Linked DNA regions of Homo sapiens: region 2 is linked to region 1. Evidence: read pairs that join two places in POLR2A ChIA-PET (ENCODE). Cell type or tissue: Panc1. All regions are shown on one strand. Each heading gives the region's core, and the rest is flanking DNA. Links, peaks and the distances in the headings are about the cores only.

Evidence for each region. ChIA-PET counts read pairs that join two places held together with the same protein. Peaks named below come from ENCODE experiments on the same cell type or tissue, not always from the same donor. Only the 100,000 strongest peaks of a DNase experiment are listed, where the experiment ranks them.
Region 2: POLR2A ChIA-PET joins it to region 1 with 10 read pairs; 3 of 35 experiments call an interaction of 5 or more read pairs at or near these places.

Annotation. Positions count from the first base shown.
Region 1 is chr19:42,087,700-42,100,206 of GRCh38, forward strand. It overlaps POU2F2 (POU class 2 homeobox 2), which reads right to left. Exons shown (of 15, transcript NM_001394376.1): 6 at 12,017-12,122; 7 at 11,828-11,919; 8 at 8,383-8,544; 9 at 8,089-8,230; 10 at 7,846-7,994; 11 at 7,587-7,763; 12 at 6,130-6,196; 13 at 4,370-4,571; 14 at 4,168-4,241; 15 at 1-3,892. The coding sequence ends at 3,558. Among named protein-coding and RNA genes, the nearest start is that of ZNF574, 18 kb to the left of the region's middle. In Panc1, for the core only: CTCF peaks have their summits at 4,885 (motif pointing left) and 5,088; no DNase peak of the experiment used is centred there.
Region 2 is chr19:42,010,012-42,012,511 of GRCh38, forward strand. The region is part of intron 15 of GRIK5 (glutamate ionotropic receptor kainate type subunit 5); the gene reads right to left. Among named protein-coding and RNA genes, the nearest start is that of ATP1A3, 17 kb to the left of the region's middle. In Panc1, for the core only: no CTCF peak of the experiment used is centred there; no DNase peak of the experiment used is centred there; H3K27ac peaks cover 1,198 bases.

The DNA of each region.
Region 1 (12,507 bases), core at 4,313-6,812:
TCAGAGGGCTCCCCACTGCTCCAACCCACTCATCTCTCCTCTCTTTCTAGCCCAGGCCCTTGGCCCCCAACCTCGGACATCTAACCTAGCCCATAGCCTAGCCTGGGGTTGCCCTCCCCATCCCCCACATAAAGCTCCCCAGCCCTCCAACTCTCTCGCTCATACACAGACACACGGACACAGGCTCTGTACAGACCACAAAATAAAAACGATGAGATAGTTTTGTTTCCCGGAGTCGAGACGGGGGACCAGAGTGTAAGGGGCAGATGGGGGTGGGGGGCATGAATTCCCCCATCACCTTCCCAACCCTGGCTCCCTCCAGCCCCCCAGCCCCTTGCCCTGGCTGGCCCCCAGCCAACGATATTTGGTTTCCTTTTTTTAACATTAAAGTTCTATGAGGTATTTGGTGCCTTATCTCGAGTCCTCAGGGGAGGGGGGCCCAGGGGGAGACCTGGGGCTCACCTGCCCCTCCCTCCCTCCTACCCCCTTCCCAATATTTGGTTTCACAGCTGTAGTTAAAGCTTGGGATTTGGTTATTTTTCCCCCTCCCAGGAATTTTTTTTTCTTGTTTTTCTTTTCCTAGGTGTGAGGGTTGGATGGGGAGGGTCCCCAGCACCCCCGGCTGCACAGGGGTCCCTCCACCAACATCAGGGCATCTGCCCCATCCCTGCCCCCTGCTCCTCCTCTCCTCTTTACCCCACTCCCACATACTGGGGTGGGGAGAGGTCCCAGGTGGTGGGACTTGATGGGGAGGAAGCAGGATGAAGTGGGTGGTGGTGAGTCCTGGATTTTCTTTCCTTTTTTTTTTTTTTTTTTCCTTTTTGGTCTAGAATCATAGTTTTTGTTTGAGTCATCTCCACCATGCCTTCCATGCTGCCTGTCTTCTCGGAGGGGGTTTTTGGTTGTAATTCCTTTCATTTTGCTCTGCTCAAATGTCCTTCCTATTTGGTCAGGAGCCCTTGGCCCCCTCTCCACCCTTGGGCTGGGGCCCAAGCCCTCTTGCCAGTCCCTTCTCTCTTCAGGAAATAAACATGGACAAACTCAGAGGTAGGGTAAGGGCAGGGAGTCGTTCAGCGGAGATGCTTACATTCCGGTGAGGTTGGGTAGACGAGGTGCCAGGCCCCATCGTGCCGGGGTGGGAGGGGCGGCTACTTCACCACTGCCCGGACAAGGCACCCAGAGGCCCCTGCAATGGCCGAGTCTCTGCTGCCTCCGTCGCCCAGCCCAACAGTTTCATTTCCCGGGTGGGAGAAGGGAGACAAGGAAAAAAGAGAACGCTGAGGCCTGGAGCTCCATCTGCCTCTCCTCAGAGTGTCCGGCAGAAAGTGGAAGCTGCCCAGGCCAAAGCCCTGCGGTCTCAGGGCTCTCCTCTCTCTCTGCTCCTGCCCAACAAGGGGCAGGGGCCACACTACGGCTGTCAGGCCCCACCCTGATTTCAATGGCTCGTGTCCTTCACTGCAACACTTTGGTTTGAGGAGAGACACAGAAAGAACAAGATTGAGAGAGAAGAGAGGAGAGCAAAGGGAGAGAGAGGAGACAGGAAGGAGGAGAGGAGAGAGGAAGGAGGGGAGGAGAGAGGAAGGAGGGGAGGAGAGAGGTCAGACAAAAGAGAACCGAAAAAGAAATCAAAGGAGGAATCAAACCACCCAAAAGTTGTTAAGTTTTCCTTCATCTGTTCTTTTTGCTTTCTTACTCCTTTTTTTCCTGTCTTTTTTTAAAGCTTTTTCAGTTGATTTGGGAGGGGAGTTTGGGGCTCTTCACCCCTGTCCCTGATACCCTCTCTCAGCCCCGCCCACCCGCTTCCATCTGCCCTGGCCGAGGGACAGGCCCTGCCCCAGCCGCCCCCTCCGGCTTTCCCAAAGACAACGTCCATGAGGTATTTGTGAAGAGAAAGAAGCATCCGTCCTTCCATCCGCCTTGGGGAACAAGGGCCTGGACCACCGGTGCAGGGGCTTGGCTCCGCCTCGCGGTTCCATCTTATTCTTGAAGAGTCCTCATCTTCTTTCCCTTTTATATATATATATATATATATGTTTATATATATATATAAATTTTTTTTCTAGTTTAAATTTATTGTTTGTTTGTTTCTGTTTTTTTGGTTTTCGGTTCAAAACTTTGTTGGCCTCCACAATAGCAGGAGGGCAGGGTGGCTCCCAGTGGTGTCTCTCCTCTGTCCGTCGTCAGTGGAGACGTGTCCGGGGCTGGTCAAACACAGGGTCCAGCCAAGAGTTGTGGAGGTCTTGTGGGAGTGGTGGCCACCACCGCGCCCTCTCAGATGGGGACCACAGGCTGTGGCACTGTCCCCACCACATGGACCCTGATGGGGATGCCATCTCGAGGAACCCCACCACTGGGGTGTGTGCGTGCGTGCATGTGGGGGGAGGGAGAGGCATTCGCCAGTACCAGAGGGGCACAGGGTGGGAAAAGCGAGGTGAGTTCTCTTTTTGGTTTCTGGTTAATGTCAAAGAACGTGAAGGATCCCACGGATAGGCACTGGAATATGAATTTTTTTTTTTTTCAGGGAAACAGACAGGATGGAAAAAGACAACTGAATGCCCTCAACTGAATGTCTTCATCCCCTCTTGCCTGAAATTTCCACCTTCCCATAGGCTGGGGAGGGAGTCAGTTCCAGAGCAGAGGAGGGTGACAGGGTTGAGGAGGGACTTGTGAGAGCTAGAACTTGGCAAAATGGCCTAGCCCACCCTTCAAAGGGGAAAAGAGGGAGGAACAGGGGATGAAAAGTTGTCCGCAGGCCTTCCCTTGAACTCTCCCCTGCTGGGGGGAGGGAGGAGGTTAAAGCAAGACCCCCTGCCCAGGTGGGGAGAGCTGGGGGCCAGGGGAGAAGGGGACACATGGTAGGGACACATTCTGTTGAGCACAATGCTAAAAATTCTGTACATCCTTTGGATGAAGCTACTGAATATTTGGTGTAAGGTTGTTCAGGCCCTTTCTCTTTCACCTTCTGGAAAAGAACATTTGGTGGGTGGTGCTAAGCCCCAGCCCATCTGCCCAGGCTGTGCCCTGTCTTCGCTGGCCCAGGGCTGGGGGCTGGGATTAGGAAGCTGGCATCTTCTCTTTTTCCTTCTGTAGCCCCCACGGGGGAGGCAGGGTTGGGGGTTGGTCCCACAGCCAGGGCTCGGTGGCATGAGGTCTGACCTGCTGGAGGCTTCTCCGCCCCTGGCTGGGGTTTTTATTTGGCGTCGTAGCAGTGAGGGTGAGCACGCTGAGGTCTGGCTCGCGACTGGTTTTTTGGTTTGTTTGATTTTGTGGGTTTTTTTTTTTTTTGGTTTGTTTTTGGTTTTTTTTTGTTTGTTTTTCACCTCTGGTTCCTTTGGGGCAGCTGGTTTCTGTTGTGATTATTTTTGGTTTTCTCTTTTGTTGGTTAGTTTCTTTCCTTTTTTTTTTTTTTTTTGGTTGGTTGTTTTTTTGGTCTTTCCTCCCTTGTCACTCCTGCTCTGAGGACCCTCTGCGTCCCCACCACTGGCCTCCTCGCCCTCTTCCCAGGCAAGGGACCAAGGCAGGGACCAGAGGAATGGGAGGGGAGGCATGGCTGGCCCTCACTCAGGTTTGGACCCTGCCTCGGGCCCCCCTGGACCTCCAGGGGTCTGTGCTGCCGTCTCGCTGCAAGTGGAGGAGGAGGAGGATGAGGATGAAGAGGATGAGGAGGAGAGGCCAGGAGACTTGCTGGAGATGGAGGCTGCCACAGCCGCAGCCGCTGCTGAGACCAGGCCCACACCAGGCGGGGTGCTGAGCAGGGGCAGCCCAGCATGATTCAAGAAGAGCGGCGAGGTCACCAGGCCAGGGCTCCCCGGGGCTGCACCGGCTGCCCCCAGCACCAGATTCCCGCTGCCATCAAGGCTGGTAAGGGGCAGGGTTCCACCAGAGGCCAGGGCTGGCGGGGAGAGAGAGAGGCTGGGCTAAGGGCATGCCGGGCCAGGGGAGACCTTTGCCTTCCAGCATCCTGCCCAGAGTGCCCCCCATCTCCCCATCGGTCCCACTGACCCCCATCAGCACCCCTCACACCTTCCCCAAAGGTGAGATGGGTATGAAGAGGCAAGCAATGCAGTGAGCAGGGGCAGGATGGCATGGCTGGAGCAGCAATGGCAGGGCTCGAGGCCCCAGAGGATAGGGCTGGTGACGATGGGTGTGACATGAGGCAGCACGCACCTTGGATAGTGGCCAAAGGGTTGTTGCTCATGAGGGCTGGACTCAGCCCGGAGCTCAACCCCACCATTGTGCTTCTGCAAGAGGCAAAGCAGAGGCATTAGCAGGGGCAGGGACCTGCCAACATAACTGGGGTGCCGCTCCCCACCCTAGAAGCAGCAGCGACCCTGCTTCTCCCCACAGCTTCCCACGTGCACCCACTTACCCCGTGCTGGGGTTCAGGCCTGACAAGCCGATAGCCGAGTGGCTGCCTTGAGGGCTGGGGTTTGTGCTGTTGGTGGTGGCCGGGGGTGGGGGAGTGACAGAGGGGATGGAATTGAGGGGGGGCGCAGCCCCGCCCCCGCCCCCACCCCCTCCAGCTGTCCGGCTGGGGTGGAGCGTCCCCACAGCTGAGGATAAGGTAGTAACTGCCAGAGAGAGACAGAAAGATGGGGTCTTCAGCTTCCACTCGTCCCCCACTGAGGAACCTGGGGTCAGCTCCTACTTGTCCTCCCGCCCAGCTCACGCAGCATCTCCTCAGTCAGAACAGCCTTAGACCTCCCTGCCCTCTCTTCCCAGAGTCATTTCCCTGTGCCTCTGCCATGGTGACCCCTGTCATAACAATGGAAGTCAGAGCAGGTGCTTCCTGCTGAGCCCTGGCACTCTACACTCCCTGCCCTGAACCACTTTTTTACCGACTAGAAACGGGGGTGCCCAGGAGACAAAGCCCTATGGCTCCCTCTAGGGGCTGGGGAGGGGCGAAGGGTGCCAGGCACACTGCCACATCTGAGGGATGGGCAACCTGGCAGGGGCTGAGGGCCCAGACTCAGCCAGACTGCTGGGGTAGAAACTCCTGGCTCTGTCTCATCCCAGTGGTGCCCTTGGGTGAGTGCCTTAACCTCTCTGACCTTCAGATCCCTTGTCTGGAAAATGGGGATAATAATAGACCCTATCTCATAAAATGAGTTTGAGAATTAAGTCAGTCAATGCAGTTTAGAAAGAGTTTAGTACAGTGCCAGGCAAGCACTTACTACTTTATAAATCTCCACTTACTATTTTCTAGCCTGGGGAGGGGCAACGTGTTGTTTTATGTGTATATATATTATGTGTATATATATTATGCATATATATATTATGTGTGTGTGTATATATATATATATATATATATTTTTTTTTTTTTTTTTTTTGAGATGGAATCTCACTCTGTCACCAGGCTAGAGTGCAGTGGTGTGATCTCAGTTCACTGCAACCTCCTCCTCCCGGATTCAAGTGATTCTCCTGCCTCAGCCTCCCGAGTAGCTGGGATTACAGACACACGCCACCACGCCCAGCTAATTTTTGTATTTTTAGTAGAGACAGGGCTTACCATGTTGGCCAGGCTGGTCTCGAACTCCTGACCTCAGGTGATCCACATGCCTTGGCCTCCCAAAGAGCAGGGATTATAGGCATAAGCCACCACACCCAGCGAATTTTATATTATTATTATATATATGGTGTATAACCATACATATAAACCTACCGTGTCCCAGGAAGAGGGAGGGGAACTCTGGATACAAGACTATGTATGTATGCATGTATGTGTGTATATGTACATACACATACACTCTTACATACATGTATTTATATCTTTTTATGTTTTACACATTCATAATAATTTAATAAAAACTGAGGCTTAGAAGGATAAAATAAGTGCTTGAATTCACACAGCTTAAAAATGACAGAGGCCAGGCACAAAACTCAAGTGCCTCACCTTTTACCAGGCCCATGCTTTTCTCATATGAAATCGTGAAGCAGATTAAAGCTGAGTTGCTCCTGCAGAGGAGGGGTGAGTCCTACCCTCTTCCCACTGTCTCTCCCATTCCCCCACCCACACTCCCCAGGCCCAGTCTTGAGGCCCATGGACACCCAGAGCCACTTGGGAACCTCAGGCTCCAGCCTGTGCCACATCCTCCCAGTCCCCCCTCACCATTTTCTGCCCTCCCTGACCTGTTGTGCTCAGACTGCTGGAAGCTTGGGACAACGGTAAGGTCCCCGCGCCCCCTTGGGGTGTGACCTGAGGAGAGAAGAAAGGAGGTGTGGTTAGCCACTGTCTGCCAGCAGCCCCCGTGATGCTCCCTGTAGGACCCCACTCCTCCGTCCCAGGATGGGGGCAGGGGGCTTTGGCACAATGCTGCATTTGTATTATTCCACATGCTTTCTTCACACTTGCCCTAGCTGATCCTGAGCCACAAGCAGGAAGGGCTAATTCTCCATTGAGAACACTCCCCACCTCTCTTCTGACACCGCCCCATCTGGCTAGTCTTTGCAGGGTTGTGTCCTGTCTGAAGTGACTGCACCGGAAGAGTGGCTGCTCCACATGCTCCTGATATTGTTGGTTCTGCAAAACTAAAACTCTTTTCCCTGGACAAGCAAACACCACCCTTTTACCAGTGGGGTTGGCAAGCAATGCAGGAGAGACTGTTCAAAGTGACCCAGGCAGGGAAAGAGCAGATCTAAAGTGCGAGGCTAAATGGATGCATATCTTTGCATCGGGGTGTTGAGATGTCATATTACTTGATTTTCTGGGACCATCAGCTTCCTTCTTGGCCACCCCACCTCCAGTCTCACCTTTGCATCAGCCCCAGAAACCTCACTAAATGTGACTCTCTCCTTCCCCAGCTCAAAACCACTCCTTACCTCCTCACTGCCCATGGTTCAAGTTCCAGCTCTTCACTGTAAAACTTGGGGTACATGCCCCCACTCCTTCCCCAACCTCATTCATATAAACTGCAGCACCAACCACACTAAATTGCACTGGAGTTTCTCAAATTGGGCTGGGCACACCCTGGCTTCTAGGCCTTAGTACACACTGGTCCAGGAAGGCTCTTTGCCTTCTTGTGGCTGGCTAACTCTCCCTTGTCCTTTAGAACTCAGTTCAGACAGTGCCTCCTTCACACCGATGGGGGCAGGGGCTCCTCTCTGGAGCATCACAGCTCTTCCCAGAAATGGAAATAAAAGGATGGGATAAAGGATGTCCCAGCTGTGTCTGATATCAAGTGGGCCTGTGTATAGCTGTGGACCTGAGAGTACACCCATGGGTGTGACAATTTCCCCGAACGGCAAATAAGTGCCTCTCCCTGCCTCTGTGTGGTTGTGAGCCTGTGTGTTCTAACCTGGACCACGTCCCTGGACATATATCCCTTCCTGTGTGGCTATGGCACTGTGATAACTCTGTGTCTGGCTATGTCGGTGTGTATCTAGGGGTGCTTGTATCCCCCATGTAAGACCACAGTTCCCTGGAAACCGTCCCTGTGTAACTGTGCCCATCTACGTGATGGCCTGTCTCCAAGAGTGACTCTTCTTGTCTCTGTTCTAGGCTCTGTGGACAACCAGGTAGGGTGGGCTTCACACAGGTGCCTGCGGAGCTCTGTGGTCTCCCCACCCCCCAGGCGGGCTCTTGGTACCATATGGGGGCTGTAGCTGGCCGGCTTCCCTGGGCTGGGCAGCATGGGGGCCGCACTGCAGGGGTTGATGCGTTTCTCCTTCTGGCGCCGGTTGCAGAACCAGACGCGGATCACTTCCTTCTCCATGTGCAGCTGCTCGGCGATCAGCAGGATCTCCTCTGAGGTAGGCTTCTGGTTCTGCAGGCAGAGGGCTCGTTAGCCCGAGGCCCACCGCCCGCCACCCCTCAGGTGAGGGCCACCCAGGAGAGGGGGGCCTCACCGCTAGAAAACTCTTCTCTAAGGCGAAGCGGACGTTTGTCTCGATGCTGGTCCTCTTCTTGCGTCTCCGGCCGGGCAGGCCGTCGAAACCCAGGCTGGGGCTGCTCAGCTGGTTGGGGCTGGGCAGGCTTGAGTCCACAGACATAGTCTCTGTGCGCCGGGGGAGACGTGAGCATGAGAAGGGGCCTCCCGCGGCCAGCGGCCACTGCCCGCCCCCTACGCGGGAACCCCAGCCTGGTCCCACCTGCATCGTTGAGCCACTTCTCCAGGAGGGGCTTGAGTTTGCACATGTTCTTGAAGCTCAGGTTGAGGGCCTCGAAGCGGGAAATGGTCGTCTGGCTGAAGTCGTTGCCGTAGAGCTTGCCCATGGCCAGGCCCACATCACCCTGGGCCAGTGGGGCGGGGAAGGGCCCGAAGTCAGGGTGGGGCCTTCCGGCACTGGGCCCGCTCCGCCCGCCCACTGGCCACGCCCCTCGCGGCATCTATCAACTGGCCACGCCCCCACGCCCACCGCCCAGCCTGCAAGGTGCCTCCAGACCTGCGTGAAGCCCAGCTTGATGCGGCGTTGCTTGAAGGTGCGGGCGAATTGCTCCAGCTCCTCCAGATCACTGGGCTCCTCGGGGTGGGATGGTGGCTCCAAGCATTTGGGGGGCTGCGGGTGCGAGAGGTGCGGGTCGGGCAGCGTAGGGCGGGTCACGGCCTGGTGGGGTGGGCAGGTGGGTGGGATGCAGGGCGGAGGACCAGGATGGGGCTCAGCGATGGGTGCACAGTCCCCCTCCCGCCCTCTTCGCCCCTGCGTTCCATCCGCCGCCTGCAGACTCCCCCCGCCTTCCTCCACAAGCACCGTCAATCCCTTTAAAGGTCCCTCCACATGCACTGTTAATCCCTTTAAAGGTCCGACTCTGCTGCCCTACATGGGTTTCCTCATTGCCTGGGACTCTCTGCACTGTCCCTTCACGCCTGCGAACTCCCAGAAGGAGCAGCCAGCTTTTTGTGCCAGGGCTCTTTCCCTGGAGCTGGAGGCAGTGGTTCATCCTCATCTCAACCTGGGAATCAGGGACTGGCCCTGCCACCAAATCACTGCTTAGCCCAGGCCTCACTTTCCCCCTCTGCAGGATGGGAACAATCACTGCTGTTCTGTCTACCCAGTGGGGCTGTTGAGAGAATCGGGTTAAAAATGAGTAGGTCGTGCAGACCCATGGACTGTACAATGCCAAGAGTGAACCCTAATGTCAGCTATGAACTTTGGGTAATAGTGATGTGTCAATGTAGGTTCATCACCTGTTACGCTTGTACCACTCTGGTTGGGGATGTAGATGATGCAGGAAGCTGTGCATGTGTAGGGGCAGAGATAGATGGGATATCTCTATATCTTCCACTCAGTTTTGCTGTGAATCTAAAACAGCTCTTAAGAAATTAAGTCCTAAGCAATGAGTAGATTGCAAATAAAGTAAAAGTTAAGAAAAAAAAAAAAGGACTGGGAGGGCAATTAGAGAGATTTACAAAAAAGCAACAGCTCTATCTGGGATTCTTCATTGCCCTAACAATAAAGGATATGAAGCAGGTGGTGGGTACAGGGATGTTTGTCGCTCAGGTCCTTTATCCATTATTCTCCAAAATGCTGGGGCAGATGTTTAGGAATTTTTCAGTTTTTTTTTTTTTTTTTTTTTTGAGATGGAGTTTCACCCTTGTTGCCTAGGCTGGAATGCAATGGTGCGATCTTGGCTCACCATAACCTCTGCCTCCTGGGTTCAAGTGATACTCCTGCCTCAGCCTCCCGAGTAGCTGGGATTATAGGCATACGCCACCACACCCGGCTAATTTTGTATTTTTAGTAGAGATGGGGTTTCTTCATGTTGGTCAGGCTGGTCTCGAACTCCCGACCTCAGGTGATCCACCCGCTTTGGCCTCCCAAAGTGCTGGGATTACAGGGGTGACCACTGCGCCCTGCCTTTTTTTTTTTTTTTGGTATAAATTTAAGGACAGCCGAGTGCAATGGCTCACACCTGTAATCCCAATACTTTAGGAAGCCAAAGTGGGAGGATCGCTTGAGCACAGGAATTTGAGACTAGCCTGGGCAACATGGCGAAACCCTATCTCTACAAAAATTTTAAAAATTAACCAAGCATGTGGGGCGTGACTGTAGTACCAGCAACTCAGGAGGGCTGGGGACTGCTTCACTTGAGCCCAGGAGGCTGAGGCTGCAGTAAGCTGTGATCACACCACTGCACTCCAGCCTGGGTGACAGAGTAAGACCCTGTCTCAAACAAAAAACAAAATGTTAAAAGATACAAGTGCAATTTTGTTACACAAATGTATTGTGTAGTGATGAAGCGTAGGCTTTTAGTGTATCCATCACCCAAACAGTGTACATTGTACCCATTAAGTAATTTCTCATCATCCACCCACTCTCACCCCTCTCAGGTTTTGTTGTTGTTGTTGTTTTAGAGACCAGTCTTGCTATGTTGCCCAGGCTGGCCTCAAACTCCTGGGCTCAAGTGATCCTCTTGCCTCAGGCTCACAAGTAGCTGAGACTATAGGCATGCACCACCGTGCCTGTTTCAGTTTTCAGAAAACCTACATAGGCAGCCAGGCACAGTGGCTCATGCCTGTAATCCGAGCACTTTAGGAGGCCGAGGCAGGTGGATCACCTGAAGTCAGGAGTTCGAGACCAGCCTGGCCAACATGGTGAAACCCCATCTCTATTAAAAATACAAAAATTAGCTGGGTGTGGTGGCGCATGCTTGTAATCCCAGCTACTTGGGAGGCTGAGGTAGGAGAATCGCTTGAACCTGGGAGGCAGAGGGTGCAGTGAACTGATATTGAGCCAATGCACTCCAGCCTGGGCAACAGAGCGAGACTCCATCTCAAAAAAAAAAAAAAAAACAAAAAGAAAGAAAGCCTACATAGGATGTATATCATAGATAATGTGGCCCGGCCCCCACCCCCACTAGGGTCAAGAATATTACTCCTTAATCAGATACAGTAACAGTTTTGCAGCAGCAAAAATGCCATACCAAGAGGGACAAAGAAAAGTCATACACTGGCTTATATCATGGCAGGGCAGGTTTTGCAGTCAAATGAGTTCTCATGCCAATGGTGGAAGAACAACTTGACTTTCTGAGCATTTGGGATTTCAGAACTGCAGTTAAGACCTGTATTAGTCTCTAACTCTTCAGTCAGTCCTTCTGAAATAGTTCACATATATTTTTTTAAAGGGCTATAAAAAATGGGTAGAAAAAAACTTTGAAATTCATAAAAGGTAGTGAAAATTATCATTAAAGTCTAGAACTCAGGCAGCAAACTGAAAGAAAGGCCTCGGGGTCCAGGTGCCAAGGTGGCCTGGAGAGCTGGCACCCTCTCTAAGGGGCCTCTGCTCCTGCCAGTGGCCAGGCCAACTGCTCACTGCGCCAAGCCACCACGTAGACACAGGTACAGCCCTGCCAGATTTTCTGGTTTATCAAGAGGAGCTGGAAATGTGGTGCTTTCTGGGAATTTAGTTGACAATGACCAAATAAAAGACACCTGTGGGCCTTGTTTTCAGTCTCCAGTCTGGGAAGTGGATGTGAAATAATCACCTAACGAATGCCTTGTTCAGAGAATCCTCCGTTGCAGTGCTGGAAGAGGCCCGAGGCATTTGCAGCCTAAAGGCTTGCAGCCCCTTGCAATTTTGTGTGTTTTTACACATGAGCATTTTGGGGGAATGGGGATCAGATCTAAATCTTTCATCATATTCTCAAAGGAGCTCATGTACTAGAAAGGGTTAAGAACCACTTGTCTGGGCCAGCTCCCCTCATTCTATAGAGGAAGAGGCTGACCCAGACAGGGAGATGGGCTTGCCTGAGGTCTCACAGCAAATCACTGGCAGAGTGTGGCTGGGTCAAATGGAAAGGAGACTCTCACTCATCCCCCACCCCCGTTTACCCAGCTTTCAGCAGGCCTTGCTGCTGGCCTGGCCTGGTGCACTCAATGGACAGTCTCACCTGTGTGGGAAGCCCGGCCCGGGGCTGGGAGGTCAGAAGAGCTCCCTGGGTTTGCTGAGGTAGCTGGAATAGATTTGGTGTCGGTAGCAGGCCTGGAAAGACAAGGGGAAATACACAGGGTGAGGGGGAGGGGAAGGTGAGGAAGTTCTGTGGAGGCGTCAGGGAGGCCATCTGGGGTGGGGGCCTTACCTGGCTGGCTCTGCTGGGCCTGCGGTAGCAGGAACTGAGCAGGTGGCTGGAGGTGGTGGCCTGGCACAAGCACCAGCTGCTGGAGCTGGAGGAGCTGCTGTATGTCCTGGCAGGGAGTGGGGTGGACAGAAAGATAGCCTGAGTCCTGGCTGGGTTTCATCCTCTCTGCATCACCTGAACCTTGAGGGGCTGAAACCAGGAAGCTGCTCCACATGGCGATCTGGCACTGGGCAGTGAGGGATCGTCCACTCGGTCTCTGAATGGCATCCCTGAGCTAAGGGCACCCAGAGGCTTCTCTCTACCATGGGGTACCAGAGAGTCCCAACTGGGCAGTCCTGGGAGGGCTCACTCTTTATTTACCCTTTCTTTCTTTTTTTTTTTTTTTTTTTTTTTTTTTTTTGAGTCTCGCTCTGTCGCCCAGGCTGGAGTGCAGTGGTGTGATCTCGGCTCACTGAAATCTCCGCCTCCTGGGTTCACGCCATTCTCCTACC
Region 2 (2,500 bases), core at 1-2,500, 82 kb before region 1:
GCTGAGATCACGCCACTGCACTCCAGCCTGGGCAACAAGAGTGGAACTCCATCTCAAAAAAAAAAAAAAAAAGATTAGAGAATTTGAAGAACTGCAATAGAATCTATCCAAAATAAAGCACAGAAAGGAAAAAGTGATGAAAATGAGCACAGAGCCTCAATGGCCTGAGAAATAAGTGGCTTTACCTATGTGACTGGAGTTCCAGAAAGAGAGGAGAGAAAGGGATAACCAAAAAAAAGTCTGATGAAGTAATGGCCTACAACTTTTCAAATTTGATGAAAACCATAAACTTGCAGATGTAAGCTCCATAAACCCCAGGTAGGCTAAACACACATATTTATAAAACGCACCAAGACACATTATAATCAATTGCTGAAAACCAGCAATAAAGAGAAACATCTTAAAAGCAGCTAGAAGGGGGGAAACATATTACATTCAGAGAATCAAAGATAACAGTGCCAGTCGACTTCTTGTCAGAGAGTGTGCAAGCCCAAAGATGATGCAACATGCTGAAAGAAAAATCAAAACAAACTGTCAACCTAGAATTCCACAGCAGGCAAAAATATCCCTCAAAGAAGACACACTAACACATTTTTCATACAAAACCAAAGCTGGGAGAATTAATTGCCAGCAGACCCGCACAGCAAGAAATATTAAAGGAAGTTCTGCAGGTAAAAGAAACACAACACCAGATAGAAACGTGGATGTACCAGAAGGGGTGAAGGGCACCCTCTTCAAATGGTAGATTTGTGGGTAAATAGAAAAGATATATTCCTCACTTTCAAATTTCCTTACGAAGCATTTAGTGGTTTGGTTTTGTTTTTGAGACAGGGTCCTGCTCTAGGGTGGAGAGGCGTGAACACAGCTCACTGCAGCCTCAACCTCCTGGACCCAAGCAATTCTCCCACCTCAGCCTCCCACGGAGCTGGGACCACAGGCATGCATCACCATGCCTGGCTAATGTTTCTTAGTTTTTGTAGAGATGAGGTCTCGCTATGTTGGCCAGGCTGGTGTTGGACGCCTGGGTTCAAGGAATCCTCCAGCCTCGGCCTCCCAAAGTGTTGGGATTACAGGCGTGAGCACCACACCCAGCATTTACTATCTAACACACACACACACACACACACACACCCCTAATGTATTGTGGGGTTCATAAGATATGCAGAGCTCAAAGGACGGGAGGGTGAGAGGAACATATCATGTTGTCAAGGTCTTATATCTTACGTGAAATGGTATAATGTTACTTGAAAGTATTTTGTGGCTGGGTGCGGTGGTTTACGCCTGTAATCCCAGCACTTTGGGAGGCCGAGGCAGGAGGATCACGAGGTCAGGAGATCGAGACCATCCTGGCTAACATGGTGAAACCCCGTCTCTACTAAAAATACAAAAAAATTAGCCAGGCGTGGTAGCGGGCGCCTGTGGTCCCAGCTACTCGGGAGGCTGAGGCAGAAGAATGGCATGAACCCGGGAGGCGGAGCTTGCAGTGAGCCGAGATCGCGCCACTGCACTCCAGCCTGGGGGACAGAGCGAGACTCCGTCTCAAAAAAAAAAAAAAAAAGTATTTTGTAATAAATTAAAGATCCATATTGCAAACCCAGAAAACCACTAAGAAAAATAAAACAAAGAAGTACAGTTAACAAGTCAAGAGTAGAGATAAGCAGAATCTTGAAAATCCCAACAGGCCAGGCACAGTGGCTCACGCTGTAATTCCATCACTTTGGGAGGCCAAGGTGGGCAAATTGCTTGAGCTCAGGAGTTTGAGACCAGCCTGGGCAATGAAGTGAGATCCGGTCTCTACAAAAAATTTAAAAAATTAGCTGGGCATGGTAGAGCGCACCTATGGTCCTAGCTACACAGGAGGCTGAGGCAGGAGGATGGCTTGAGCCCAGGAGTCGTGTTCGTGCCACTGCACTCCAGCGTGGGTGACAGAGTGAGACCCTGTCTCAAAAAGAAAAGAAAAGAAAAGTCCCAGTAACCCCCTAAAGGTAGAAAAAGAGGAAAAGGGGAACAAAGAACAGATGGGACAAATAGCAGGTTGGTAGATTTAAACCTAACCATATCAGTAATTACATTAAGGGTAATTGGTTTGAACCAGCGGCTGGCTAACTATGGCCCACAGGCCAAATCTGACCTGCTGTCTATTTTTGTACAGCCCCATAAGCTAAGAATGGCTTTTACATATACATATATGTATATGTATATATACATGTATGTGTATGTATGTATGTATGTATGTATGTATGTATTTATTTATTTGGAGACAGAGTCTCTCTCTGTTGCCCAGGTTGGAGTGCAGTGGCACGATCTCAGCTTACTGCAACCTCTGCCTCCCAGGTTCAAGCAATTCTCCTGCCTCAGCCTCCCGAGTAGCTGGAACTACAGGCGCACACTGCCACGCCTGGCTAATTTTTTGTATTTTAGTAGAGATGGGGTTTCACCTTGTTGCCCAGGTAGGTCTAGAACCCCTGAGCTCAGGCAATCCGCCCGCATCGGCCTCCCA